Regions from separate parts of the Homo sapiens genome. Here regions 2, 3, 4, 5, 6 and 7 are each linked to region 1. A link is a loop called in an ENCODE intact Hi-C map of the cell type or tissue named here. Cell type or tissue: MCF 10A. All regions are shown on one strand.

Region 1 (4,000 bases):
GGCTAACACCGTCATCGAAGAGTGTCTGGTCAGACTTCCTTCCATATATGATCATTATGTACTGGATATTAAGGAACACATCAAAGGGATGGGTTCCTCTTCATCTATTAGACAGTGTACATTTGTAGCTGCAGCAGTTAAGACCCACCTCAATGACAACCCACTGACCAAGGATCTGCTCCGGATTGTAGTGGATTTGTGCCTTAGGGATCAAAATGCTGGAGGAGATGTGGTTCTTCTCCTCAAGGCCCTTATAGACAATGAAACACGCAATAAGGTGAAATGTGATCATGTCCTCCCTAGGCACTCCCAGGAAAAGTTCCTTCACGGCTGCTCCTCCTGCAGGGTTTTGTTGAGTACACAGGAGATAACATTGATACCTCTTGTAGAGTATCTACAACATATGAGGATACACCTGTGAGTTGGTGAGCTCTTGAAAAGCCGAGCCTTATGTCCTGTGCATTTTATATTCCCAGCACCTAGTATGGTCTGGAACATCAGAGGATCTCCATAAATCTGTTTTTTTTTTTTTTTTTTTGAGACGGAGTCTCACTCTGTCACCCAGGCTGGCGTGCAGTGGCATGATCCCGGCTCACTGCAAGCTCCACATCCCGGGTTCACACCATCCTCTTGCCTCAGCCACCCGAGTAGCTGGGACTACAGGTGCCTGCCACCACAGGCGCCTGCCACCACGCCCGGCTAATTTTTTGTATTTTTAGTAGAGACTGGGTTTCACCGTGTTAGCCAGGAAGATCCTGATCTCCTGACCTTGTGATCCTCCCGCCTCAGCCTCCCAAAGTGCTGGGATTACAGGCTTGAGCCACCGCGCCCGGCTTCATAAATGTTTGTTAAATGAATACATGACAATCTTGTAAATGCTGATAATGGGGTGACAATTGGGAAACTCATCAAAACCTGGAGTGCTCAGGAATTGTATTATGTCACAGGATTGCTTCTTGACCTGTTTAGTTATATCTAATCCCACAGATTATACCTATAATTTAAAAAGATACGAAAGATTGTATAATGTGTACATGCTTCAGATCACAGAGAAATATAGTGTGGGAAGGACCGCCTCTATTTACCTTTTAACAGGGCTGTGTTCTAGGAAGTGTTTGTGATAGGGAAGTAGAGATAACACTTTTTCTTCAGGAAGAAGTCTGACTCTAGAAGGGGAGAAACTGAAAGCCCCAATCCAGTCTCAGGGAACCCAGCTCAAAACTCTGACAAAAAAGCCTGCTCAGGAAATTCTACGGTGTGGCTGGAAGGTAAGTTAGAGGCTGCCTCCACCTGCTTTATTATTCCTGCGTATAGATGACTGTTGCTGTCCATTTAGGCAGAGTCAATTCCAGTCTAGCTTAAAAGATTCTTCTGAGACCCTTTAATCTTTCAGCATCTAATTCAAATGTCAAGCAATTTACAATAATAGTTTCAAATAATGCTTCCTCACAGGTGAGTCAACATTTCTAAGAAAGCAGAAAAGTTGGGTATAAAAAGTTCAATTCTTCCTCGTCGGAAAAAAGATGCAAGACATTTCTACCGTGGGCTGAGCGCTGCCTGGAGGGCAGGGAGGAAGGGGTGAGCGGACCGCGCTGGGATGTGGGTGCCTGGAACTGCCAATCTCTCCGTTTTCCCCTTGGCTCCTAAAGGTCTCTTAGCAGCATTTCCTGCACGCTGGCACCCCCTGTCCTCCTAACGTTTTACTGCCTGCGTGTTTCTCTGTGCTTCCCCACCCTCCGACCCACAGGGCCCGGGGCGCCCTCCGGGGGCCGGCACACAGCAGGGTCTCGCTTCCTCGCGCTGTCTTCTTCAGATGGGATCACTTCGACTTGCGGCCGTTTGGGCGTTCGCGGGGCCTCGGCGATTCTGTGGCGTCCTGGGCTGTGTATGTAGCCCCAGCGGCCGAGGCTCACGGATCCGACCGCCCGGCCGCCGCGTCTGTCCCAAGTTGGGAGACGGGAGGGCCGGGTGGGGTCGCGCCTGCGCCAGGGGGCGGCTCAGAACCAGACTCGCGGTTTTTAACTTATTCCTCAGAGGGGCGAAAGCGAGTCTCGACAAGGACGGCGACGGCTCTCTAGAAGCCGGGGTCCAGGTAGGCTGCCCGGCCCTCGAGCTCGCCCAGCGCCGCTCATGATGCGCCCCGCAGCCCCCTCCCCAAGAAGGGCGTCCGGGCCCCTCCTGGACGCGCAGCTCCCGCGCGCCGCGGGGCCTGGGAACAGCGCACCGGCTGCGCCCGGAGCCGGGCGGACGGTGAGACTGACGGCGTCCGCGCCCAATCGTGGGGCGGGGCCGAGGGGGCCTGCAGGCAGCGACCAATGGGAGCCCGCAGAGCGGGCGGGGGGCGGTGCCGCTGGGCGGGCGGGCGGTGGCATCGGGAGCCGGCGCGGCAGACTGGGAGCCCGGGAGGAGCTGGCGGAGCGAGAGGAGGAGGAGGACGGAGGAGGAGCACCGCGCCCCCGCCGGCCGCCCGAGCGCAGGCCGAGAGCTCCAGCCGCAGCCAGCGGGTCCGGGCCGCCTCCGCCGGAGCCCGGCGCGGGGAGAGTCCGGGCCGATGGGCAGCCCCGGGCAGCGGCGGGCGGCGAGGCGGCAGCCCGGGTACGCGCCGCCCGGCGCGCACAGGCTGTAGCAGGTTCCGGCGGACGGCGTTGCGAAGGTTCGTGTCGGGGAATCCGACGGGCAGCGTGGCGAGGGTCGGTTCGGGATGCCTGCGGCCAGGCGGGGACTGTCCCGAAGGGGAAGGGGATGCCCTTCGGGGCGCTTTGGGGGGCTGACGGCGGCGAGGGGTGCGAGGGGCGCGGGGGTGCGAGGGTCGCGGCGCAGGGTCCGGCTTGTAGACGCAGATGCGCCCGCGCTCCCGATCCCCGGCTGGAAGAGGAGCCGCCGCCGCCTGTTCTCTCCAAGTTATCGATCGGCTGAAAGGTTATTCCCGTCTCGGCGACACAGGCACTGAGGAGGGTCTTCTCCAGGTGCCCAGAACTTCGCTCTGACTAACGCTCTCTGGAAGGGCTCGCGGTTGCCCGACGCAGCTTCCCCGGCGCGCCTGGCCAGCTGACGCCGAACTTGCTGCGGGGCTAATTCCCCTTCTAGAGGGGGTGCGCCCGGAGCGCGCGCCCTCACCGGGACGGATCCCTCTTTGTAAGACCGGGAGCCTCCGGCGAGCGCTCTTCTCACTCACCGCGACCTTTCTTCCCACTTTGCCAGCTCCTGGGCCTCTCCGGGTCTTCCCGTGTCAGTGAGGGTAGTTTGCCCACGTCCTGGGAATATCCCTGGGAACACCTACAGATTAATTTTCAGCCGTGCCGCAAACCCAAAGAATCAATTTCGGCTCATCATCTGCAAGAGAGAGCCGAGGCTTCTCGGAAAGAGAGAACAACTTGGCATTACCCCTGTGGGAGATATTTGTCATCATTAACCTGCTTGAGTTAAATTAATTCAGCCCAAGATGACTCTGGCCTGAGTATTGGAAAAAATCAAGTGCATTGGTTACGGAATTGTGCTCACCAAAACATGATTTTGGTCAAAACAAAATTGTAGACATTTTGGATTTTGGTTAGATTGAGACTGGGTTTTGACAAGGATGGCTTTTTTTTAAAAAAAACAAGGAAAAAAACCCTCAAAGAATCTTGGTGATTCTCATGTCTTTGCCCAGTAAGTTCAAAATAGTCGCACAGATTTTTCTTTTCTTTGCCTCTTTTGTCTGCAGTCTCCATTCTAAACGTTAACACTAGATGGCTTTCTTATGACAGACATTTAGTAAACTGCCCATTTGAGTCGCGTTTGTGTGCAGCCTAGGTTGTAATTTTTCTAGTGTTACAATTAGTAATTGAAGAAAAAAGATCTCCCAAACTGTTGCTTTTTATTGCTTTCCTAGAAAACCTACACATACCGATATTTTTGCGGATATTGAGAGGTGGCCTATTATTTTTGGCATTCCCAAAGTTGAATTTCAAGAGACAACTTGGTTACTGTATTTAGTTACATCATTTAAGAATGCTTGTTT
Region 2 (4,000 bases), 410 kb after region 1:
CTGCAGTCAGCATAATCTTTCTGAAGCCCAGTTTGATATGTTTCTTCTTAGTAAAGAATCCTTCAGTGGCTCCCCAGTGCCCATACAATTGTCAACTGAAAAATGATGAGGTTCATAAATTTAGAAAAGGGAGCTTTATTTCTCATAAAGGGTTGCAGCCTGCAGGTGGCCATTCTGGCAGACTGGGAAATGTAGCCTCTGGCCAGAAGCCAGAAGCCAGAAGCCAGAAATAGGCACTCTGAGGGAGGGGCAAAGGGAAAAAAAAATTATGTTGAATGGAGTGGTCAAATATACATATTCAATAGGCTATGGGAGGGATCATGAATATTCATGAAAAGAGAAACATGCACATGTGCAGTGGAGCTTCAGGCCCCTTCATTCGTCCTATGTACAAATAATGGTGGCGTTAGCATGACCTGGGGTTGAAGGTGTCAGCCCTCTGACATCAAAAGGTAAAGCAGAGGATGTGAAATTCTCTGTAGATTGGTCATAACCACTGGGTGGCTGATGGGCTCTTATTTATTTATTTGTTTATTTTTTTTCAGATAGGTATCACTATGTTGCCCAGGCTGGAGTGCAGTTGCTTTTCACAGGCACGTTCCACTACTAATCAGCACAGGAATTTTTACCTGCTCCATTTCTGACCTGGGCCAGTTCACCCCTCCTTATGCAACCTGGTGGCCCCATACTCCCAGGCGGTCACGATATCGATGACAAACTTAGTGCAAACACCCAATTGGTATAGCACACTACAGCCCAGAACTCCTGGGCTCAAGGGATCCTCCAGTCTCAGCCTTCTGAGTAGCTGAGTCTCTTATGAGGCATAAAAGGAGGGGAAGTGTTAGACAGTTTGTTGGTATCAGTGGTGGATTTGAAAGGGCTGGTATCTGCTCAGCCTTTAGGGACGGAAGTCTATTTGTGGTTAGCAAAGGAGCAGGTATAACTAGGTCTGTCTGATCTCCCATCCCATCATGGCTGAGAAGCCAGTTTTCAAGGTTGCTCTGTGGTCCCCTTGACCAAGAGATGGTCCTTTCAGTAGGTTGGGGGGCTTAGCATTTAATTTTATTTCTCAAAACGAATTTCCTTGTATTGGATAATGGACTAACCCTAACCAGGCCTTCCTCTTTTCCAGCATCATAGCCAGGCAACTCCTCTCTCTAGCTCCTGTTTGACACCCTACTCTTCTGAACTCTAGCTACAGAATTTCAAGCTGATGCTCCAAATACCTCCTCTGGGCTGCACTTGGAGTCTCAGGTGACAGATCAGTTCTATAGAGGCAGGGCCTGGGGCCTGGCTTTGGAAGATCTTCAGGAAACACCTGTGGAGCTTCCAAATTGGTGAACACATTAAGGTATTGGGAGGTGTCATGCACCCAGAGAGGCATGGGAACTCCATGCCTCTTCCCTACACCTTGCCCTATGCATCTCTTCCACCTGGCTGTTTCTGAATTGTATCCTTTGTAATAAACCAAATCAAATGATGATTCAGAGTGCATATGCAAGCCTCATAAAACACTTGGAAGAAAACAGGATTTTAGCATAGCACCTCACTTTGCACATTAAAAATGGAAAAATACGATAGAAGAGGTGTGCCAGGCTCTATCTCTGACTCAGCACCTATGGCCAGAAGGATCAGATGTCTGGCATGTGCTCTGCGTTACTTCATGTTCATTGCTCTTGAGAATGCACCATTGCTTCTTAGGAAGTAAAGAGAACACAGCCTCTGGGAGGGAAGCTATGATTCACCAGGTGTGCATGGTGTAACTTCATTGGGTGGCGCAAGGGCTCTCCACTGTTGGAACACTCTTGGCTTCTGATGACAACTTTCTTTACTGGGAATTTTGCCCACTAATTTATAGGTATGAAATACCAAAAAAAAAAAAAAAGAGAGAAAAATTAGAATCTATGTAGATAAAAAACTATGTTATATAATTTCATGTTTTTCTTAAAATACAATGTAAAGAAAATTTTATCTGGTGTTTTACGTAGCATTTATTCTGCCTAATTCTTCTAATCAACAGAGAAAGTGAGGAAGAAGAAATGAAACAAAAGAAGCAAACTGGGGGCAGGGAGACTCACTATGCACCCGTGTTTCAAGCTCTTTATGGACCTGATGTCATGTAATCTTGCAACAACTTTGTGGTGTGGGTATTCTTACCCACTTTTGCCCATTTAGGACATTAAGAACAAGACCTACCTAAAACCTACCTAAAATCACATGGTAAATGGCAGCTTGAAATTTTACTAGGATGGCTGGCTTCAAAACTTGTGACAGTTCCACTCTACTGAACTGTCTTTGAAAAAGAGAGAAACACCTATGATGGTGAAGGAAGAAATATGCAGGCTGGAGAAGGGGAGAGGCAGAGCAGGGGTGAAGGGAAATGCAGGCTGGGGAAAGGGAAGGAAGCACGATGCTCAGAGCAGCTGGAAGATGACTGGCTGTGTTTGGGGCACCACAGCATCTGTTGCAATTGGCCTAAATGGCCATTTTTTTCTTTGAATTGGTCACCAACAATGAAAAATCAAGGAATTTTTGTGTGTGTGTGTGTGTGAAATCTGAATTGCTAACATCTTTTGAAAGCTCAGAGAGGAGGCCAAGCTGAGCCTGCTTTCCACATGGTGACACTTAGCTGGAGCTGAGGGTTAGCTGTCTCCTCTGCCCAGGCCTTGGCTGGGAAGTTTCCTGAAGCATCTCTGACAGAGTTAGGCTGACCCAGAACACCCACCATGGCCCAGCTGTGTGTGCCTTCATGCCCTATGTCTTTTTAAACTCTGCCCCAGCATTCTTGACTATTCTTTAAGACCCTAGGAACCTATTCAAAGGCTGCCTACTCTGTAGAGCCTTCTAGTACAGCCCAGACAACTTACTCATTACTTTGGAAACCGTTCTAGTACAGTGTGTAAGCTCCTTGAAGGCAGGGCTGTATCTGGGTCCCCTTTCTTTTCTTCTTTTTTTTTCTTTTCTTTTTTCTTTTCTTTTTTCTTTTCTTTTTTTTTTTTTTTTTTTTTTTTTTTTTTTTTTTGATAGAGACAGTGTCTCACTTAGGCTGGTCTTAAATTCCTGGTCTCAAGGGATTCCCTCACCTCGGCCTCCCAGAGTGCTGGGATTACAGGCACGAGTCACCACACCCAGCCTGGTTCCTATTTCTATATGAGCTTCTAGCACAATATCTGGCTCACAGCTGGGAAACCATAACCATTTAGATGAAATGGACTTATGTTAGATCAATAAAAACTTTGCAGAGTTACAAAATCTAGAGTATCTCATTGAAGAGAGACTCAAACCGCTAGACCTTTTCAAGACTGAGCACTACCAGCAGGGCCCTTGGAGCTCATTCTGCGTCTGTCTGCCTGGCATTCCCACAGAGAGGTTAGGGTGGCATGTCCCCATCACACAGCCGGTGTGGAAGCCAATGAGTTCAAACAAAACGTGGCATGCCCAGGTGGATTGGAAACACTTCCTCAGCAAGCCGCCCAGTTTTGATCCATGTTTAAATTTATTTTTTGCTACAACTCAGTACACACACTGTTAACTCTAACATCTGTCAGGGAGGGCTTGTGTGAATGGGCCCCAAGCAGAAGGGAATGGAGTGTATGGAGATAAACTTGTTGGGAGGGTGAAGAGGGAAGGCTTCGCAATGTGGCCAGAGCCATCGCCAGAGGACATTACTCCGGCAACAGGCATGAGTGAGAAAAGGGGAACAGTGAGTGCCAGAGACGGGCCCAGGGAGAAGGTTTACTGGACCGATGGCAAGACCAGGCCCGCTTTGACAAAGACCATGAGCCCCTGTTAATTGCAGTACTGATGGAGCTGTAACTGCTGCGAACCAGGTCTATACTTTTGTAATCCCTTTAGGTGGGCCCACACTTTTAGTATTCAAAAGTAGACTGCAAACAGAAAACAATTGATGAGTGTTTGGAGTGTCATAGCCACCCTGTAGATACTCATTTGTAGTTTGCTGTTAGCAAACCATCTCTATATATGTAACTTAATTTGTTCT
Region 3 (4,000 bases), 900 kb after region 1:
TGAAACTCAGCCTATATTCAGTGAGTCCCAACACCCAGAGGATGGTCAAATAGAGGAGGAATTAATGGCCAGTCTTGCCCAGTGTTTACTTCTTCAAAATGTAAAATGTCCATCCCTGCCCCCTGTCCTAAACTCGCTCTCTGTCCTCCATTCACACATGTAGGACATGCAGCAGTCTCCCTTTAGGGCCCCAGGCATCAGTGGTTCTGAACCACCTGGAAGTCATTAAGCCCTCTGAGGAATACTGGGACATGTTGATATATGAAATTCTATCTTATACACTAGCAAAAATATCAGTAGCAGAAAATAAGAATCCATTATAGGTGTGCAATGTAAAATTAGAGTGAGAAGCACAGGTGTCCATGAAAAATAGAGAAAAAGCAAGCTATAACACGAGAGATGATAGTTTCTGAGTATTCCACGGATAATCATGTGCTATGTTCATCCATTTTATCATCTTGCAGACACCTGAAGACAAGCAGGAGCAGGCAGGGATGAGCTGGTGTTTTAAGAAAAGAATCAGAATATTGCTAATTACCAAGTACTGACTGCATTACTATGCCAGCCTTAATCCAAGGTTGATTCTATTAGCTTGAGAGCCCTCTCTTAATGAATAATCCTGAATAGTTACACCCCAGATTCTTGCAGGGAAGGGTAAAATCTCACTGCAGACCCTTATTTGTCCATCATAGGCTAAGAGAGAGATCATGGATGTGATTATGGATATGATATTTCTAGAAAGATGATGCAGTCCATCCGTCTCTCTTTTCCTGATATTCTAAAACCACTTCCTGAATTAAGACAGAGCAGTTAAGCAGCATGTCATGGAACCAGATCATGTGGCCACTTATAAAACTGCCTTTGCCCAAACACATTCTGGGGTGATACTATCAATTTATAAGAACTGGCCCCTGTTGTGTCAACTGCTTTTGAGAATATTGTCTTTTACATTATGTAGGGAGGGAATACAGCCCGTCTTCCCTGCCCTTAGGTATCCATGAGGAGGGGCTTTCCCTGTTGCCCCGCTGCTTTCACCTGTCCAGGGAGATAGACTGAATTTCCCCACTGGTAAACTGGGACCTAAGACTGAGCATGTGTAACTCAGTGCTTCCTCTCTCCCTCCTTGGTGGAGGCCAGGTGACCTTGGGCAGCACTCATTTGCTCTGCTCCTCCAGAAACTCAGGTTTACAAGGCCAGGCCTCAAAAAAAAGGTGCCTGCAGCTCATCACTGCCCACAGCTGCATGGGCAATTCTTGTTCTGGGGTTTGGTATTAGGAAGCCCACTGTTGCCATATACCCAAGCCACATTCCATAATGTTATGTTATCAGGAACGATGCTGATATTTAGATTTCCATCTTCTTCATGCCTTCATGTTATCTCTCACTTGGTTCATAACATGGAAAAGCAAAATGTTATTTTGGGGCTGTGCCTGTTATTAAGCTATTGTCTCTCCCCTCTAAACATATCTTTTTATCTTCTGTTTTGTGATGCTGAGGCTGGACCTCTGTAGACCAACCATGTTTCTGACTTTGCTGCCAGCTCCAAAGAGACTGCAAGGCTGGAGGAGGAAAGGGGATGTGCTCCTTCCTGTCTGCTCCCTGCTTTCAGCTTCTTGCTCCTATCTGCCACTCCCTAACAATGCTAGGCTACACCATTTCAGTGTGCAGTTTCTCCAGCACTCGTAGGACCAATCTCATTCCCTCAAAGACACCACCCCCGAGACCAGCCAGTGTCACCCTCTTGGGCATATGGACCCAGCCCAGAAGGGCCTTCAGCCAGCTCAGGCAGCACTAACTGAACTTTTCTCAGCAAACGGAAAATACCAACAATGCAGGACAGGCAAGCCCCCAAACTGGGGCTTATCCCAGGAAGGTTCTTGACTTCAACCAGGAAATAATTCAAGGGCGACCTGGTGGTGTTAGACAGCAATCATCTTAATGAAGCGTACTGCTCCTCGCAGAGCAGGGCTAACTCATAGGCAGCAATGCAGAGTCAGCAACATATGGGCTCTCGGAACTGTGTTTATTCCCACTTTCAATTACAGGCAAATTAAGGGGTGAGCTAGTGCAAATTGAGGGGTGGGTTATTTAGAACTTCCTAGGAAAGGGGCAGTAACTTCCGGTAGTTGCCATGGCATTTGTAAGCTGTCATGGGGCTGGTGGGATGTCTTATGCTAATGAGCAATAAGGGCAGTTAGGGATGGCTTTTGTCGCCATCTGCTGGTTTGCGTCAGTTTCTTCACTTGACCCTGTCTGGACCAGATCCTGTTTGGGTCAGGAGGCTTGTGAACACAAAATAAGTCTTGCCAGTTTCCTACCTCACCACCATTATTCCAGGATGTATTCTGTGCGTGCAGAACATGAGAATCACTAGAGCTGATCATCAAGAGGGACTTGAGCATCCCCACGAAGCCTGATCACTGGGGACGTCACTGTGGTTGCTGCACAGCGAGGGCTGACTCCCCCTCCCTGCTTCCACACCACCGTGACCCTCTCTGTGGTCACACAAAGCCATAACAGGCCACGAGGGAGTGACTCACTGATCCTGGAAACAGACAGTGACCCTGTAGGTCCCGGGGAATCTCTCCTATAGTGACATGGACAACAAAGAGCACTAATGGATGTAGACCAAATCCTGTAGAGAAAGCCAGCAGTACCTGGTTAAATGGGAACTGGCCTTTTCATTTGTAACAACAAAGCTATGCTACACACTTGGCTCTCAGAACCACCCTGACAACTACCCTAACCAAATGACAGTGACACTTGAGAATGTAAAATAACCACTGACAACCAAACGCCAAATGCCAAAATTTGAGTGGAGATAGGCCACAGTTAAGAATAAAAGACACAGGGCACCTCACTGTTTAAGGACAGACTCTGAAGCCAGGTCTCCTATTGAAGACTGCTTAAGATTAGGAATTCCAGGAAAAGTTTGCATCTGTGTCTATACACAGATGACTAAAGGAAGGAAGAAGAAAAGAGAGACTGCCTTTGGGGGAAGAGCTAGGCTCAAGGCTGTGACAACTCTTTACCTCCCCTCTCCTGCAGCACAGCGGTTATTGTACGCTGGTTCCCTCTCCTGGGTGAAGGGCTTCAAGACAATCACCTTGAAGTTTGGGGATGTCTACAAGAAGGGTAAACTGGTATCACACTTGGGGCGGTGTTTGCAGGGTTCTAGAACCCACAGGCCACTTCACTGCCATCTTTAAACATAGTAAGAAGTCCTCGGGAAGAAATCAGGGTGGAAGAGTCAGGATAAGGGAAAAGGCTCTTCTAGAGCCCCGCTGTTTCATGAAAAACCGGAACTTCTAGGTCCCCAAGGACCCACGCAGGCAGGCAGGGCCCCTGGGCATCCCAGGAGACAGCCCAGGGAAGCAGCCCTGCCCCCTTCCCCACACAGAGGATATGACAATTGAGCATGCAAAGCCAAATGAAGTACCAAGGCCATTGTTCAAAATACTGGTCCAATCTATTAGCAGGTGACAATATCCATTTAAAGGATGAAGACCAACATTCACTTTTAATGAACTAGAATAGAACAAATACAATATCAGAGTGGGCTGCATTTTTGTTCTATGTATATACAGGGTCATGGTGAGTTTCCTTCCTGGAGTCACCATCACAAACTGTGAAAGCCACTGACCTAGGGAATTAATTGTCCAGACATCGGCACTGGGCACAATAAACTTGCCAACAAATGCTCCTGGTTGTTTGGGTAAGAAGATGTAGCCCACCCCACAACCAACAAAAAAGAGGGAGGAAGAAGGGAGGGAGAGAATGAAACATCGGTTCTTGCCTTTCCTCACCCCAACAGTCCCAGTGGCTGCAGAAGTCTGTCTGCCAGGGAAGGGAAGGAGAGATGAATGGAAGACTGAATTTGAGAATAACACTAACAGTGGCTGACAGTGTCATAATCCAATTGATGAGACAAAAATCACCAGAGCAGACTGTTATAAGACAGAATAGGACCAATATTTTAAAATGTTTGCTCTGGACAGGC
Region 4 (4,000 bases), 870 kb after region 1:
CATCCTACCCCTGGGGCTGCTCAACCAGCACCTCTGCAATCAACCACCACTCTCAATACCCACCCACCTGTTGGCCATCTAGGAAATGGGTCTTCATGAGAGACGCGTTTTTCTCCCCTACCCCATGGTTTGCCTATCCAAACCTGGCCCACATGGGAGTAAACTCTTCTACTCAAACCCAGTGGGAAAAAAAAAATCCACTAGATTCACTCACAAAGATTGGGGGTGCCCTGCAAGAAGGAAGACTGACATCTAATTCTCTAATGTGGATATCTGTCTATATTTAGGTTCTCTTAACAGCAGAGCCTGAGACAGGGACCTGAGTACAGGTTGATTTTGAAGAAGTGATTCCCAAGAAACTAGAGTGAGAAAGAGGAAAATTCAATAAAAGGTTCACTGTGGAGCTGGTCACCACACGGACAAATGGAACCCATTGGCCAAAAGGTTCCTAGTAGTAGGAACCTCCTAGAAAAGAAAAAAAAAAACAGTGTGGAGCATGCCTCAGAACTGTTCCCTAAGAGGCTGGGTAGGCTGGGGCATTATCCACCCCCACCCCTCCTCACACAGGTTCCGAGAACACCTGTGCAGACAGGCCTGATAAACCTGTTGGGTGCCTGAGTGGAAAGCCGACTGTGAGCACGGTTCCCAGTTGTGGAGGGAATCGGAGGGAGGCCGAGGGATTGGGACACAGGGCACCCAAACTGTCCGCTGCAGCATTGTCTAAGGAACTCACTTCTGATGTGTTGCTGCCCCGTAAACCAGGGAAAAAGGAATTAGAGAGACCTAGCAGGGCAGAGAGGGTCTATTATAGGGTGGCCTGAGCATATACCATTTGTTGTGGCAAAGATACATGAACTTCCCACAGGAATCAAGAGGATATCACAAAAGTTATTCCTCCAACAAGCAAATCCACTGGGCCAGAGGACCCCACAGAAGAGGGGTCAAATGATTTGAGTACCGATATCTGCCCTCAGAGGAACCTAGTTAACCCCTGAAGATAGTTAAAGCTCTCTTGGCTGCTGGCAGGATCTGAACATAACCCAGGGTGCTCTTCTACACGAGTTCAGAGGATTAAACAGTGTTTCTCAAAAGCTGAATTAAATTGTGATTTTTAAGAACAAAGTGACAACAAAAATAATAAAACATAAAGGATCTGATTGTATCTGGATGTTTACAGCTTCTTAAATCTTATCCTAAACTAAATTTTATTAACCTGGGAACCAAAGACCCTCTAAGGAGTGAACGAATAACTCAGGAGATCTGTGAGTCTCCTGAAAATACACTCAATAGTTTTCATATATGTACATGTGTACACGTGGTTTTGCAATAGAGGAAGTCCATAGCTTTCATCAGCTTCTCAAAATAAATAAATACTTGATCCCAAAAAGGTTAGCAGGCACTTATTTGAGTTATTAATTAGTATTTAACATTGTTCATGTTGATACAACTATTTTATTTCTACAGGAAAAGCACCACTCATTCAAAAATATTATATATACCCCTTGACTCGGAGAGCCTGTGAGAGCGGTTTCTGTCCAGGCTCTGGGCTGTGTGAGCTTCAGCCTGCCACCATGGCCCCCTGGTGGTCACTGTGAAAACAGCAGTGGGTAGCTGGCACACTGAAAGGCAGGTTTTAAAAAAATTTTAGCAACTAGGTAATTGTGTTAATATGCATTAGAAAAATTTCAGAAAGTTAATTTCAACTCATTATTTTCTAGTTACGGTAATAATACATAAATAACTTTAGTTTAGAAACCAGTGATCTAATTTAACCCCCTCATTTTCTGATGAAGGGAGTGGAGTTTGGAGAGGTTCAATAACTACACCAAGCCATATACAGCTGGTTGGTGGAAGAGAAAGGACCAGAAATGACCTCCTATCCAAGGTTCTGTCAAGATTCTGTGCAACTCCTTCTTGCTGGCAATTTCAGAAGAAAAGCTGAAGGAGCATTTTCCTCTAGGGCAACTGAATCCCAATAAAGTGAAGTCAGTCTCTCTCTCTCTCTCTCTCTCTCTCTCTCTCTCTCTCTCTCTCTCTCGATATTCACATATACGTTTGTGAACCTATATATAGCTACATATGCATATGTGTCACATTCACACATTCAATGAATATAGAATACAGATTATGGGCCAGACACTATTCTAGTCTCTAGAAATAGAAAGATAAATATAATACAGTCTTGTCCTCAAGGAGCTTATCATCTGTCAGAGTAAACAGATATTCAAGAAAACAGATGTATTTAAGACCTAAGCAGAAGTGAAGTCATTCAAGGTATGCTGTCATTCAAGGGAGAGGCAGTGTGACTGATGAGCAGAGCTTTGCAAGGATATTTGTTTCACTAAGTCTGGAAGAATGGGAAATAGTTGGTAACAACAATGGGGCATGAGCAAGATCATAGAATCTAGAAACATTCAGAACATGGGGGTAACATATAATATTTCAGTAAGTGTCTATTGCAGATGCTGGTAATGTCTAGTTAAATGCTGGGCAGCTGGGCAGGGGCTGGATCGTGAAGACTTTTAATGTCATGCTAAGCAACATGAATTTTATCCTGCAAGCAATGGGGAGCCATTGAGCATAACATAATACTTCTATCATGGCCTTGTGGAAGATGAATGAGAGGTGGTAATAATGGAATCAGAAATACCAGCAAGGAGACCACTGCAATAATCCAGATTTAAAGTGTTAAAGACCAGAACTAAGGCACTGACGTGCAGGTGAGACAAGTGAGTGGAAATGAGAGAGACAGACAGTGGACACAACAGGACTTGGTGACCAATGACTGTGGGGAGGGATGGAAAGGGAGGATCCAGAGATGCCTCAGAGTCCTTGCTTGGGTAACTGGGTAAATGGCAGTGAAAGTCATTCAGACTGGGGATATAGGAGAAGGAACTGAATGGGGAGAACAACGGTAAATTTAGTTTAAAAGATAGCAAACTTAGTAAAAGGCAAGGATAAAGAGATAGTAATGTTAAGGATAAAAAGATACTAAATTAAGTAAAAATAAGGGAGATGCTCAATAGAAAACTGAATTGTGGATTGGAATTCTGGAGATAAATCAGGGCTAGAGATAGAAATTTGGGAAAAAATAGTATAGAAACAGTATCTGAAGACTCAGAGCATTTGAGACCACTGAGAAAGAAGATACAAAGTGAGAAGAGAGGAAAAGCTAGAACAGAAGACAGAAGAACAACAATATTAAAGAGAAAGGGGCTGGGCATGGTGGCTCATGCCTGTAATCCCAACACTTCAGGAGCCCAAGGTGGAAGAATTGCTTAACCCCAGGAGTTTGAGACCAGCCTGGCCAATAGAGTGAGACTCTGTCTCAAAAAAAAAAAATTAAGAAGAAAGGGAGAGAAGGAGCTCATAAGACATTAAGAAGAATGGCCAGAAATGTAGCAAGAAGACCAGGAAGGGTGAAATCATGAAAGCCAAGGGAAATGGGAGTTTTAAGAATGAATTTATTAAAAATTCTAGACACTGCCATGATACATAGCAGAATAAGAATTGAAAAATGTCTTTTAATTTAGCAAATAGAAAGTCATTGCTGACTTTGGTAGATATTTGAGGAGTGATAGAGACAGAAATCAGGTCACAGTGAGCTCAAAAAGTGAATGGAACATTCACTGGCATAGTATACAGACAACTCCTGTAAGGAAAAGGAAAGAGGATGATAGCTCATAAAGTAAGCCAACAGTTAATATTGGCTTGATAAATGTTTAATAAAGGCCTATACTTTTCTGGGGGCCTTATTAGGTCAAACCCCATAAAATGTTTGACAGGTTTCAAACAGTCAAATGTAAGAGATGTCCTTATGGTGTAACCTAATATAATTAAGAATGCATGACACTGGCTTTTAGTTAATCATATTCTATCAAAAACTTAGGCAAGACCAGAATAAAAGCATCACTCTCTGCTATGGTTTGGATCTGCGTCCCCACCCAAATCTCATGTTGAATTGTAATCCCCAATGTTGGAGGTGGGTCCTGGTGGGAGG
Region 5 (4,000 bases), 480 kb before region 1:
AAATGTTCCTAGGAGTTTATGGCCACAGCACCTTTTGCCCCACAGAAGCTAATCTGCATTGTGACTTTCTGGATGCGCCTGTCGCTCCGTAGTCCAGAGTTTTCTGTGACCGCTGCAATATCAGTGATCTGATGGGTTGAGACGAGCCATCAGTTTTCTGTTTATCCAGCTTCTTCTTCTTGTAAAAATAACTTCCAAGCTTTTTACATGCCACAGCAGAAACCAAACGTCTCTGAAGTCTTTCTTTCAAATCACAAGCCATATTTTGTACCTTCTCTGCCCAAAACCCTGTAATGACTCACCACTTCATACAGAGTAAAAGGCAAACCCATGACACTGGCCCAGCACCAACTGGTCTCCGTTCTTGCTCTGACCTCCTCTTCTGTTCTTCCTCATGCCCAACCCAGGTAGACTTGCAGTTCCTCCACTATGCCAGATGTGCTGCCACTGGAGACTCCACGCTCTGTTTCCTTTGTCTTTAAATGTTCCTCCCTTGATATCCACTGGACTCGATCCTTTTTTGAGCCTTTGCTCAGATCTCACCTTTTCAGTCAGGTTTGCCCTGACCCACCCAGTTTCATATTGTAATTTTACCCTACTTCACCGTTCACCCCAGGTTTCCAATCCTTTCACCCTTTTAAGTACTTGCACTACTTTTTACCTTTTTGTCATAGCCGTCATCATCTTATAACACACTTTATAATTGTTTATTATATTATTGTATCTCCCACTATTATTAAGTTCCTTGAAGGAAAAGATCTTTGTCTCTTTTGGTTACTGATAGAACCCCAATTTGCAGAACACAGTCAGGCACAGAGTAGATATGAAATAAAACTCCGGAATGTTGAATATTGCTCTCTTACAATGACTGTTCATTAGCATATCCTAAGTCACTTACAGAGGCTGACTTGAACTCAGTGCTATTCGAGTCTGCACAGGCTCAGGAGTAAAGACTGGTTTGCAGAAGTTCCATGCAGCCACTGCATAGGCAAAACACATTTTCTGGGCTTTCAGGGATACATTTGCACTCTCAGCTGCCACCCAGGATGGTTCAGGGAAAGAATTTCACAAGCTCTGCACTATGCCTGAAAACAAAGAACACACACCTCTAGTGCGTCTGTGTTCCCAGGAAGACCGGAAATGCCTCAGTGGTGAGACCACTGCTGTATTTCTTTCTTTCCTACCTTACACAACATCTTACAAGAGGCAGGCTCGTAATAATTACTCAGCACATATTGACTGAATTCATTTGAGAGCTTCCGAGATGGAAAACTGTTTTTTTGAGAAATAAACTCTTAGCTTGGATGCAGGGGTTGGGTGGCGTTTTATTATTCTAGAGAGATGCTGACTCATAGTGGTGGGGGAAGGGAGTACGGGGAGAAGCAAGGCTTTTAGACTGAGCCTATGGATTACTTAGATTTCCTCCTCTGGCTTCTCAAGGTGTATGTTTTGATTTTCTTGGCTTCTTATGAATCTTGTTCAGCTGTCTAGCTGCTGCCTGCTGTCCTGTTCACAGTGGGGAGTTAGCACAGGGCCAGTAGAGCTGTGAGTTTGTTGCTCTGTGCTGTCTAGTCATCAGAATCCCTCTTGCAAAACCAGGAAGAATAAACCACAATCTGCTTCTAGCTGTAAATCTACCCTGGTGATGACAAGCTGATGTCACCCAACTGGCCAGCTCACTGCGTTGTGACCACAGCCTGTGGCTGCATTCTTAGTGTTGTATTGTGTAATTGCAGGAAAGTGCCTGCACAGAACCTACACATCCCTTAAAGATTTACAGCCTAACACATCCACTTTCTTGTCTTCTCCTCCCTAGGACGGCACCCACACACAAAGAGGATGATTTCCCTTAACTCAAACCATGCAAGTTACTGCAGTTCATCTCATGGGAGGGGCTGAAATACACGCTAGTAACTCCTCTGCCCTTCAGCCTTCAAAGTAAGAGTCAGCTTTTTCTCCCCATTTGGGACATCAAGCCTAGCATGTAAGACTTAAAATTTTTTTCTTCATTTTTGCTTAATTCTCATGCCAAAGTATACTATAATAAATATGTGAATTTAGTTATATTGTTCAAAGATCTACACAGACACATTCATCCCGCTAACACATCAAAGAAGTATTTACGAACGCCCATCTTTTTAAAAAGTTTGCAGCATTCTCTGCTGAAAGAGAGAATTCTCACTGGTTAAATGTTGCAGTCCCTCTGGGCAGTGATGTGCCTTCATTAATAGAGAGAATTGAAGAGCCAGAGCTGGTAAATCTTCTAAGGAGCAGGGAAGTAAGGTGTGCTTAAGGCACAAAGGCTACTTGAGTGGCTTCAGGAATTCAAGACAGGTGACAACTCTAGACTCACTTGCTGAAAGAATTTTGAAAACCTTGCTCATTCAGCACCTAGGAGTGCCCTCTGAAAGGCCCTCCTTAAAGTGCTTCCAGAATAGAGAACTCAATCTGGTGAAGCGCCAGGGAAGCCTTTTCCTTGCAAGGCTGACCACTGGCATGTGCCTTCCTGTGCTGGCTGTAGGCATCTTGTTTTATAGGATGTACATTTGGAACCTGCAGATTTCAATTCTATACCAGGTGCTCATATTTAGGACAAGATCTTCAAGGTCACAGATTTTCCCATTCTTTCTTTCCTTGAACTAGCAGTTTTGGAAGTACTTTGAGTGGTCCAAACCATGGTGTTTCTACCTTAGGTGAAGAAAGGCTATGAATGAGACTGAGATAGTTACTATAAAATTTGAAACATCCAGGGAGGAAGAGAGGATAAATACCTGTCTTATCAGAAAAAGCAGTGGCAATTGCAAAGATGTGACATGTAAATGAGAATCATGAAGTAATCGGAAAAATTCCATTGAACCCAAGCTCCTATAGCCTATGCGCTTGATGAACTGGAACAATACCTGAGGCCTTCAGTCACTTGTTTCACTTTCTGAAAAGCATTAACTGAAATACCTACTATGATCCTACAAATCTTCTAGAAGATAAAAGTAAAACTGTAAATAATACCAGTGCCTGCTGCCAATGACAGTGCATTCTAATGGGGGATGCAGGAGAGACAGACATATAAAAAATAATTTGGGGCTGAGTGTGGTGGCTCACACCTGTAACCCCAGCACTTTGGGAGGCCGAGGTGGGCAGATCGCTTGAGCTCAGGCATTCAAGACCACCCTGGACAACATAGGGAGACTCCATCTCTACAAAAAATTCAAACATTAGCTAAGTGTGGTGGTGCTACTTGGGAGGCTACTTTGGAGGCTGAGGTGGGATGATCGCTTGAACCTGGGAGGTTGAGGCTGCAGTGAGCCATGATTATGCCACTTCACTCCAGCCTGGACAACAGAGCAAGACTCTGTCTCAAAAAATAAAAAATGAAAAATAAATAATTTTGAAACAATCTCATAAGTGCAACCAGTAAAATAACCTGTATTTATGAGTACTTATAATATTCTGGTTCTTGAGCTAAAAATGTACATGGATGACCTCATTCAATCTTCACAATAAATTGCTGAGGTAGGTAGGCACCAGTCTGCTGTGCAGATGAGAAAACTGAGGCTCAGTGGACTGAAACCCATCTCACAACTAATAAGAGGCAGACCTAGCATCAGAACCCGGGTCTGACTCCAGTGCCCATTCTTGCTGCCAAGATTCTGTACGACTTTCCGTGTGATAAAAAATGATATGCCAAATATTTTAAGAGTCTCTAGAAGGAGACAAGTGATCAGGGCAGTGGAGAGAAGGATAACAGGATAATCTTTGAGGGGATGTCACTTTGAACTACTTCTTTATTCCATTTTATTTCTTCTACTGACATATTATTTGTGCCATTTAAAAGTCATTCTCTTATATTAGGAATATAAAAGTTAATTCGTCAGTATCTGCCTTTAAAGGTATATGTGTGGTGTTGTTACACTACACAGAAAGTGGTATATTATTTAAATAATATAAATTTAAATATATATTAAATTTAAATAATATTACGTTTAAATAATATACCACTTTA
Region 6 (4,000 bases), 540 kb before region 1:
ACAAAAAAAAGCCTATTTAATTCTTATGTGTAAAATTCAAACAGTCTTTTCCTAAATCATTGGTTATAATATCTAGATTTTTCTGGTCCCATGCTGCTAGATGTGGAATGTTGGAACAGGGGTTCTTAAGCTTCCTTTGAGAGTTGGAGTGTGAAGTACTATATAAAATGCCACAGTGAATTTAAAATGTTCAGTATATGAAAAGCTAATATATTTCTTAGTTAAACATGCACGGATTTACCATAAATCCAAAAATTTATATATAAATTTATATATAAATTTTTCATTTTTTTCTCTTTGCAGCCTTACACTGGCCAGAACTTCTAAAACAATATTCAATAATATTAATAGTTTGCTATTTTACATTATATAAAATATAAATTATATATTACATATTATATATAATTTATATAAAATATAAATTAAATATATAACATAATTTTTATATAATATATAATATAAATTAAATACATATTTATTATAATACTATATAATATATAAAATATGTTATATATTACATATAATATATAATTTATTATATATAATATACAAATTAAATATATTTATATATAATTTTATATATTATATATAAAATTTAAATTATATATTTGTTTTATGTATATATAAAATGAAAAGCAAAATAGTAAAGAGTAAAGAGCAAAGAGAAAAAGAAAAAAATGATGATTTATATGTGTATATAAAACTTTTCTGTGCATACTATATAATCAACTATGATTAATAAGAGTATTCATAAATACAACCAGAGAAAAGAAAATTTAGAAAAGCAAGAACTTTCTAACATACCAGAAATAACCTATGAAAATGTGATCCAACTCACAATACCAACAAAATGTCTGAATTGATAATGGAAATGATTTCTAACAAGTAGTGTCACAAATAAAGTAAACTAACTACCGCAGTTTATTAAAATGTAAATGATGTTCTGAATAAGTGGAGATAGACATAACCTGATTTTGGATAGGAAGGCTGAGATTTATAAAATGCCAATTCTTTCTAATGAATTTGTAGGTTTCATATAATTCAAAACAGTTCCAAAGGCATTATATTCCCAACATTGATAAATGATTCTAAGGTTCCTTTAGAAGAATAGCAGCTAATAGTTTTTAAAAACTTGAGAAAGAAGCATAAGAAAAAGGAACTTAGCACTTTTAGATTTAAGAGTGAAGACTGGGCTGGGCATGGTGGCTCACACCTATAATGCCAGCACTTTCGGAGGCCGAGGCGGGTGGATCACCTGAGGTCAGGAGTTCGAAACCAGCCTGGCCAACATGGTGAAACCCCATCTCTACTAAAAATACAAAATTAGCCAGGTGTGGTGGCACATGCCTCTAGTCTCAGCTACTTGGGAGGCTGAGGCAGGAGAATCACTTGAACCCGGGAGGTGGAGGTTGCAGCGAGATCGCGCCACTGCATTCCAGCCTGGGCAACAAGAGTGAAGCTCTGTCTTTAAAAAGAGAAAAAAAAAAAAAGAGTGAAGACTGAATAATCAGAAAAAAGTATGAGACTATCCAAGATCAGAGAATGGGATTAGTGGATCAGAAAAACACAGAAAGGAGACAGACTCTTTTATGAATGTATTATGTCAAAATTAAATGTCACAATCAAAAATTGATTTTCAGAGTCTAGTGTTGAGGTAATTGTTTAGCAGTGGGAAAGAAAAATGAATCTTATGTGCTAGTCCCTCGCCAGACACCAATGTAAATGAGAGAGGGATTTAAGAGTTTCAGAAAGTGAGAGAGAGGAAGAGGGAAAAGAAAACGAGGAAAGTCACGTGGGACTTTTTCATTTCTGATATTATGGCAGGTTACTGCTGATTAAAACTAAAAATTCTGAATAAAATACAAAAAAACTCTTCCTGAATGTAACAAAACCTGACAAAATAATAAGGAATTATCAGCTTAAAATCTTACTGAACAGGAGTACCTGGAGGAAGCAGGGCAGGAAGCTGCTTTTGCCCCAAGAGCATTTGCCCAACCTGGGGACCTTAAGCCTTGTTTTTCAGACCTCGAACTATGGAGAACAGGAATTGAAGCCCAGGTGGGTGTCCAATGCCAGACCATGGATCATCAGCCTGGGACACCAAAGTGCCACACTCTCAGAGTGAGGATGATCCTCAGGAAGTCAGCTCTACCACCCTCCACACCAGGAAGTGCAAGCAGACTCACCTCATGATTGAGCAGAATAAGAGAATCCTTGAGAAGTCATAAGTTTGCATGGATTTGCAGCACAAGTTCAAACAACTAGATGGCACCAAATCCCTCAATTTATGAAGACATTTAACGTGGTACCCAATTGGAAACGCCTCATGGCAGAAACAAACATAAATCCTTTCTAGAAGGTTGCCTTGTCCAAGTGTTTCCCAAACCAGTTTTTTTAGGGAAAATGCACAGCTTACTATAAAAAAATTTTAACCTAAACTTGGAAATAAGGAACCAGCAGAAACAGGTCTGCAAATATTTCAGATATTGGAAGTATCAGACACAGATTTTAAAACAACTATACTTAAGATGCTTAAAGAAGTAAAAGGCAAGCTTTAAAATTTATAGACCATAGAAAATATTTAAAACAATCCAGCATGTTTGAAAGAGAGCCAAATAGAATTTCCTAAACAAACAAACAAACAAATGAATCAATTGAAATATACACCACCACACACCCCACACATGGGAGATTAGATGCCTCTGAAGAGAGAATTAGTGAACTGAAAGATAAGGAGAGAAGAAAGTACCCAGAACATAACACTAATTGACAAAAGAAAAAAAATCAAGAAATTTGAAAGAGAAATGACTTGAAGGATAGAGTGAGAAAATCTAAAATATATCCAATCAGAATTCCTTGAAAAAGAGAGAGAGACTGAAGCATAATCAATATTTGATGAGATAATATCTGAGAGTTTACCAGAATTGATGAAAGACACTTATCTTGAGATTCAGGAATTTCAGTGAATCACAAGTAGGGTAAATTAAAGAAAAAAGAATCCGCACCAGACAAGCCATAGTGAAAATGCAGCATGCCAAGCACACAGACCAACTTAAAGCAGGTAAACAGAATGAACAGATCTCATTCAAATGGATGAGAGGCTGCAAGCTCCCTTATCAAGAGCCCTCATGGAAGCCAGAAGACAGTTGTTGGATATACTTAATGATGTGTAAAGAAAGTAACTACCAAGCTAGAACTTTACTCCTAGTGAAAATATCTTTTAAGGATAAAGGCAAAATAAATTTTAGAAAAACAAAAGCTCAGAGACCCTCATTACATGTAATTCTGAAGATATTTTTCAGTAGAAAGTGACCTTGTGTTAAAAGTAATTTGAGGAGAAAAAAAAAGATTTAAAAAAAAAAAGTGGTCTTGGATGGAAGATCTGATTTGCAAGTGAACAAAAAGAAAAGAAAGTGGCAGGTACATTGGCAAACCTGAGTAAATATTAACTGCATTAAACCATGATAAGACTATATAGTTGGCTTAAAAAATGTAAGGTAGAATGAAAATACATGATAATAATAATAAACAAGTTTAGACGAGAGGAGAAATGAACTTCAAGTCGTCAGAGGTCTTCGTAATGTCCAAGAGAAGAATAAAGATACAGATTGAATGTCCCTAATTCAAAAATCCAAAACCTGAAATGCTTCAAAATCCAAAACATTTTGAGCACCAACGTGACGCACAAAGGAAGGGAGTGTTTTGCATTTCGGATTTTCGGATGAGGGCTGCTCAGCCCGTACCATTAACTTTGGTCTGTGATAAATTAGGTATGCATGTTGGAATGTTTTGTGCAACTACTAAAGGAATAGAAACAAAGCATGTAGCTTCCAAATCCAAACAGAGGGAAAAACGGAAAACTAAAAAATAGAAGTGATTCACAAATAACAAAAGGAAATTGGACTAATATGTCATACTATACTTAAAAGTCAATTCCAGGTAAATTATAAGCCTAAATATGAGAAAATAAAACCTGAAAGCACTTAGAGTCATAATAATG
Region 7 (4,000 bases), 610 kb before region 1:
GTCCATAGAGCAGGTATCTTTGGTAACATTACCTAACACAGTTCTGCTTTCCCCAGAAACCAGAATGAGGAAACTACAGCTTGAATTGCAGCCTTTAGAATTGCTAGTAGGAAAAACTGCCAGAGGATAAATCCACTTGAGTATTTTATTACCCAGAACACAAGATTGATTCAGTAGTTCAGAGCCAAAATGAACTAATTTGCCCAGAAAGTTGGAATTGCTAATCTGCCTAGAAAACCAAAGTGGAAGTAGGCTATCTGCCTAGGAAGTTGGAGGTGAAGCTGCTTAGAAAGTTGAAATGTGTTTTTGAGTGCAGAGGGTTTGTTGCAGAGTGAAGTTTTATTACTACTCAGTAGATCTTGTAATTAAAGCTTGATAGTTTCTCTTTTTTGTTCAGCAAATATTTATATTTCTTTGTGTATAAATGAATCCAAGTAATATAGCAGAGCTTTCTTCTATGGACAATCTATAACCATGTTTAAGTATTAATCTGGCTTTTACGGTGTCATAAGCAATCTAATGGAAATGCATGCAAAATGCATATCATCTGCTCCCCAGTGAAATCTGATTGGAAAGACATGATATTTACATTCATTTTGAGGATCTATAACTCACAAAATAGGCATGGTAGTCTACTGAATGGAAGAGTCATTCTGTAGCAAATTTGTTTGCAGTACTTTTTTGGGGGATTTTTATATCAAGGATGGAACTTCAACTTGTTTTTATTTAAAAAATAAGAGTAGGATGGTAATATAAATATTTATCTGAATTCACTTATTCATGGCTTTTGTTTTTGAATTATCGTAGCAAAGATCTAGCAGATATTTTTAGTTTATAAATTAGGCTTATGTTTGAAAGCTGCCGTATATCTCTGAACCCACTGTGTACCATACTCCAAAGGTGGATTGAAGCCCTGTACTTAATCTTTACTACCTCCTCAGAGTTCTTACTCTTTTGTTGACATTATCAGCTTCTCTGACCCTTATCTCAACAAAACCTCTTACTTATTGGGATTAACTTTCAGGAAAGTCCTCTAAAGCCACAATGTTTAATTATCTACCTGGTTCCCAAAGAAGATAAGCAGGCAGAAAACGGCAATAAATAATCATGTCTGTTTAGACTGTGTTTTTAACTTTAGTCAGAAGAAATAATAGTGACACTCTGACTTGGAATAGCTGAACAGGAATGTGAGGCAATAAAACAAGTCAACTAGATATTCAAAATGAAGAGTAAAACATTGTGACTTCTCTCGATATTAGATATACCCAGTACCATGTGCCATTCAATTATAGTTTAGAAATTTCGTCTTTTATTACAAATATTTGAGAGATGCATATAGCTGCGTCACTCACTTAATTTGGATAGTAGAGAGATAGGTATTTGCTGCTTCAAATTTGAAAAACTTGTGTGGGTTCTTGGTGCCTTTGATCACATGGAGGTGGAAAAGATTGGCAAGAAGCAGATGATCACCTGGGTCTACCTTGGAATAGTGTCTGCCCTCCCAAATTTCCATGTCCTTTCTTTTTGGCTTTCACTTTTTACTCTTTGCTCCTTTCACTGTCATTCTTATCTTGTTTTCTTAGACGTATTAGAAAGAGATTGTACTTTCACCCAGGCATAGAGGCATAAGGACGAAAGGTTTGTGAGGTTGATTCTAGAAAGACTTTTGTTCTCTGGGGCATTTTCTCTGAAAGCCTGAGAATTGGCCCTGCCGCTCAGTGTGGTTCTGTTCCGGTGGCAACAGCCACTGCTGCCACATGATGGCAGTCAGGTCCCATGCTCCCAGCCTTGCCTCACTTCCACGGTGTTGCTGCCTTTTTCTCCGATACTCACACAAATTTTACTGTCACATAAAAGGAGAATTGAACAAGAATCCCTGTTAAAATTCAAAATAACAGGTTATGGTTTTCAGAACAGTGCTGCTTTAGTTAAACATCCTACATGTTGAACATGTTGCTGGGACTTTCATTTCTGTGTCCCTCTATGCGCCTTGTGCCCATGTCCCTGGAGGAAGCCTGAAAAACAAGGAAAGAGGCAGAAAAAGGGAGGCCCTCTCTCTGAGAGTGATAGGCTATCGTCTTTAAACTCTGGGGAAGATGAAGAATTTCAAGAAATGTTTTTCCAATATCAGTGAGACAGTGTAGAAGAAGCACATGTATTTTGACTGTCTGTTGCTTGTAGAAGCTCAGATGGTGGAAACCTGGTGAGTCCAGTATGGTGGAATATCGTCATGGTCAATTTGAGGCCCAACTCCTTCCATACAGAAGTGCACTCTTCTGGCCCAGACTAGATCCTAGCCCCAGGCCCGTCTTTATTACCTTCTAGTGGCAGCACTTTTAGAAATTTCCACCATTAATCACTATTTCTGCTATTGCTTGGAGCTCAATCTAGCTTAAATAAACTTATCTCTGCTATAGCCCTGAACCAAACTAGTTTACCAAAGATTCACCAGAGAACGGGATAATTGAGACCAGATGTGCTAAGTATCGTGTACTGTAGTTCACAGAATAGTTACTACAGGCTTGGGATATTTCCATTTCCATTATTGTTTTGGAGGAAGAGAAAATGTCTCTTGAAACTTAACGCTTTCACTTTATATGTATTAATGTGGGAAACGCTTTGGCTTTAAGTTACTAAGATACTGTCTTTTTAGATGATTATGCTGCTCACAGTCTATAACTTAAAAAAAATGAGAGAGAATAAGCAGCAAATACTTGGAGAAGAGACGCTAGCAAAGAACATAGACTTTGGAATTATTCAAAGATTGCGCTCCTGTCCACCTGTCCGTTTCAGTGATTTTTGTGGACATCATCGTCTCTTTGGTACTTGGGTGGGCAAGCTGGATTATAACTACACTATCAGGACACCAGAGAATTATATCACATAAGGGAAACGTCTCCATTTGAGCAATGCTTACTGTAAGCATGTAACCATTTCCTCCTGGCCAAATGGAGAGCCCATATACACATGACAATACAGATGACAATACAGGTTTCTGATGCAGACATATACCAGTCATTAAGCTCAGAAGAGAATCTTTCTTATATGCCCATGCCTTGTCTGGAATACTCAACCCTCATAAAAGAGGTTAATTAAGAGGGAAGTTAATATGCTGTTTGAGACTGTCTTTATAAAATAAGGAGGATTAGGTGTGATTTGAGGGCAAGATACTCTTCCCCCATGCCTGCTAACAGAGACACCTGAAATTAATATACCATTTGCATAAAAGCATAGGAGTTATGTTGCTATTTAATATAAGAAAAAGCAAAGTCAATCCTATATCAACAAAAGGAAGTAAAAAGGGCCAGGGATGGTTATGAAGTACATAATATATGAAAGGCAGTGTTCACTGCTTTACATACATAGTCTGGTTTAGTTTTCACAATGATACCTACGAGGAAAATATCTTCCTGATTTAATAGGGAGGATTTAAGGTAGGAAGACAACATGCTTATAGTCACAGATAGTGAGTAGTATACTTTAACCTAGTTCTGTTTAATTCTAGAACTGACCCAAAAGATCTTAAATAGAAAATCAACCCATAGATTTTTTAAAGGATATTTAAATGGCTTATATAGGAAAATGATGTTTATTATTATTATTATTTTACAATCTGAAATGTACTAAGAAATATGGAAAAATTAAGCTGATATGTATTGATTGACACTTCCTTTGTATCATGTTTCCTAGCAGGACACCTTAGTAGGAGGAAGACTGCTCTAAAACAGCCATTCGTTACACATTATGTCGTAGTCAATTCTTAGTTTATTTCAGTTGGCGATAGAGGGTGCTGTACACCTTCTACTTTTTTGCACAGAAGCGTACATTTCTTTTCCCACTCTTGCCTATTTATGATCATTACCTACCTTACCTACAATGTAGTTAGCTTAATCTTTTGTTTGTAGTGAAGTTCTGGCATGTGCTCCGTTTAAGATATCTCTGAATTTGTGTCAACATTGCAATTTCAGTTCTGTTGTATTTCGATGTGAAATGACAGAGT

The links. Peaks named below come from ENCODE experiments on the same cell type or tissue, not always from the same donor. Only the 100,000 strongest peaks of a DNase experiment are listed, where the experiment ranks them.
Region 2: it touches region 1 in a loop (14-fold over the local background); 5 of 110 quality-filtered maps call a loop at or near these places.
Region 3: it touches region 1 in a loop (17-fold over the local background); 4 of 110 quality-filtered maps call a loop at or near these places.
Region 4: it touches region 1 in a loop (14-fold over the local background); 21 of 110 quality-filtered maps call a loop at or near these places.
Region 5: it touches region 1 in a loop (8-fold over the local background); 10 of 110 quality-filtered maps call a loop at or near these places.
Region 6: it touches region 1 in a loop (14-fold over the local background); 53 of 110 quality-filtered maps call a loop at or near these places.
Region 7: a loop joins it to region 1, with 21 times the contacts of the local background. A loop is called at or near these places in 87 of 110 quality-filtered maps.

What each region holds. Positions count from the first base shown.
Region 1 is chr1:232,628,522-232,632,521 of GRCh38, reverse strand. SIPA1L2 (signal induced proliferation associated 1 like 2) reads left to right here and starts at 2,389. Exons shown (of 23, transcript NM_020808.5): 1 at 2,389-2,653. LOC124904551 (a long non-coding RNA gene) reads right to left here and starts at 1,940. Exons shown (of 2, transcript XR_007066943.1): 1 at 1,086-1,940. RefSeq lists silencers at 1,972-2,451, 2,512-2,611. In MCF 10A, CTCF peaks have their summits at 1,727 (motif pointing left) and 3,756; DNase peaks (open chromatin) are centred at 1,681, 2,321 and 3,721.
Region 2 is chr1:232,219,689-232,223,688 of GRCh38, reverse strand. It overlaps the pseudogene RN7SL299P. Among named protein-coding and RNA genes, the nearest start is that of DISC1-IT1, 300 kb to the right of the region's middle. In MCF 10A, no CTCF peak of the experiment used is centred here; a DNase peak (open chromatin) is centred at 1,708.
Region 3 is chr1:231,723,570-231,727,569 of GRCh38, reverse strand. The region is part of intron 3 of DISC1 (DISC1 scaffold protein); the gene reads right to left. The region is part of intron 7 of TSNAX-DISC1 (TSNAX-DISC1 readthrough (NMD candidate)); the gene reads right to left. Among named protein-coding and RNA genes, the nearest start is that of DISC2, 93 kb to the left of the region's middle. In MCF 10A, a CTCF peak has its summit at 2,218 (motif pointing left); a DNase peak (open chromatin) is centred at 2,189.
Region 4 is chr1:231,754,555-231,758,554 of GRCh38, reverse strand. All of the region lies in intron 4 of DISC1 (DISC1 scaffold protein), which reads right to left. All of the region lies in intron 8 of TSNAX-DISC1 (TSNAX-DISC1 readthrough (NMD candidate)), which reads right to left. Among named protein-coding and RNA genes, the nearest start is that of DISC2, 62 kb to the left of the region's middle. In MCF 10A, a CTCF peak has its summit at 1,594 (motif pointing left); a DNase peak (open chromatin) is centred at 1,554.
Region 5 is chr1:233,110,783-233,114,782 of GRCh38, reverse strand. All of the region lies in intron 21 of PCNX2 (pecanex 2), which reads left to right. Among named protein-coding and RNA genes, the nearest start is that of NTPCR, 160 kb to the right of the region's middle. RefSeq lists an enhancer at 1-181. In MCF 10A, no CTCF peak of the experiment used is centred here; DNase peaks (open chromatin) are centred at 342, 1,122 and 1,672.
Region 6 is chr1:233,170,657-233,174,656 of GRCh38, reverse strand. The region is part of intron 17 of PCNX2 (pecanex 2); the gene reads left to right. Among named protein-coding and RNA genes, the nearest start is that of PCNX2, 120 kb to the left of the region's middle. In MCF 10A, a CTCF peak has its summit at 2,266; no DNase peak of the experiment used is centred here.
Region 7 is chr1:233,239,030-233,243,029 of GRCh38, reverse strand. The region is part of intron 8 of PCNX2 (pecanex 2); the gene reads left to right. Among named protein-coding and RNA genes, the nearest start is that of PCNX2, 55 kb to the left of the region's middle. RefSeq lists a silencer at 1-107. In MCF 10A, a CTCF peak has its summit at 1,760 (motif pointing right); a DNase peak (open chromatin) is centred at 1,769.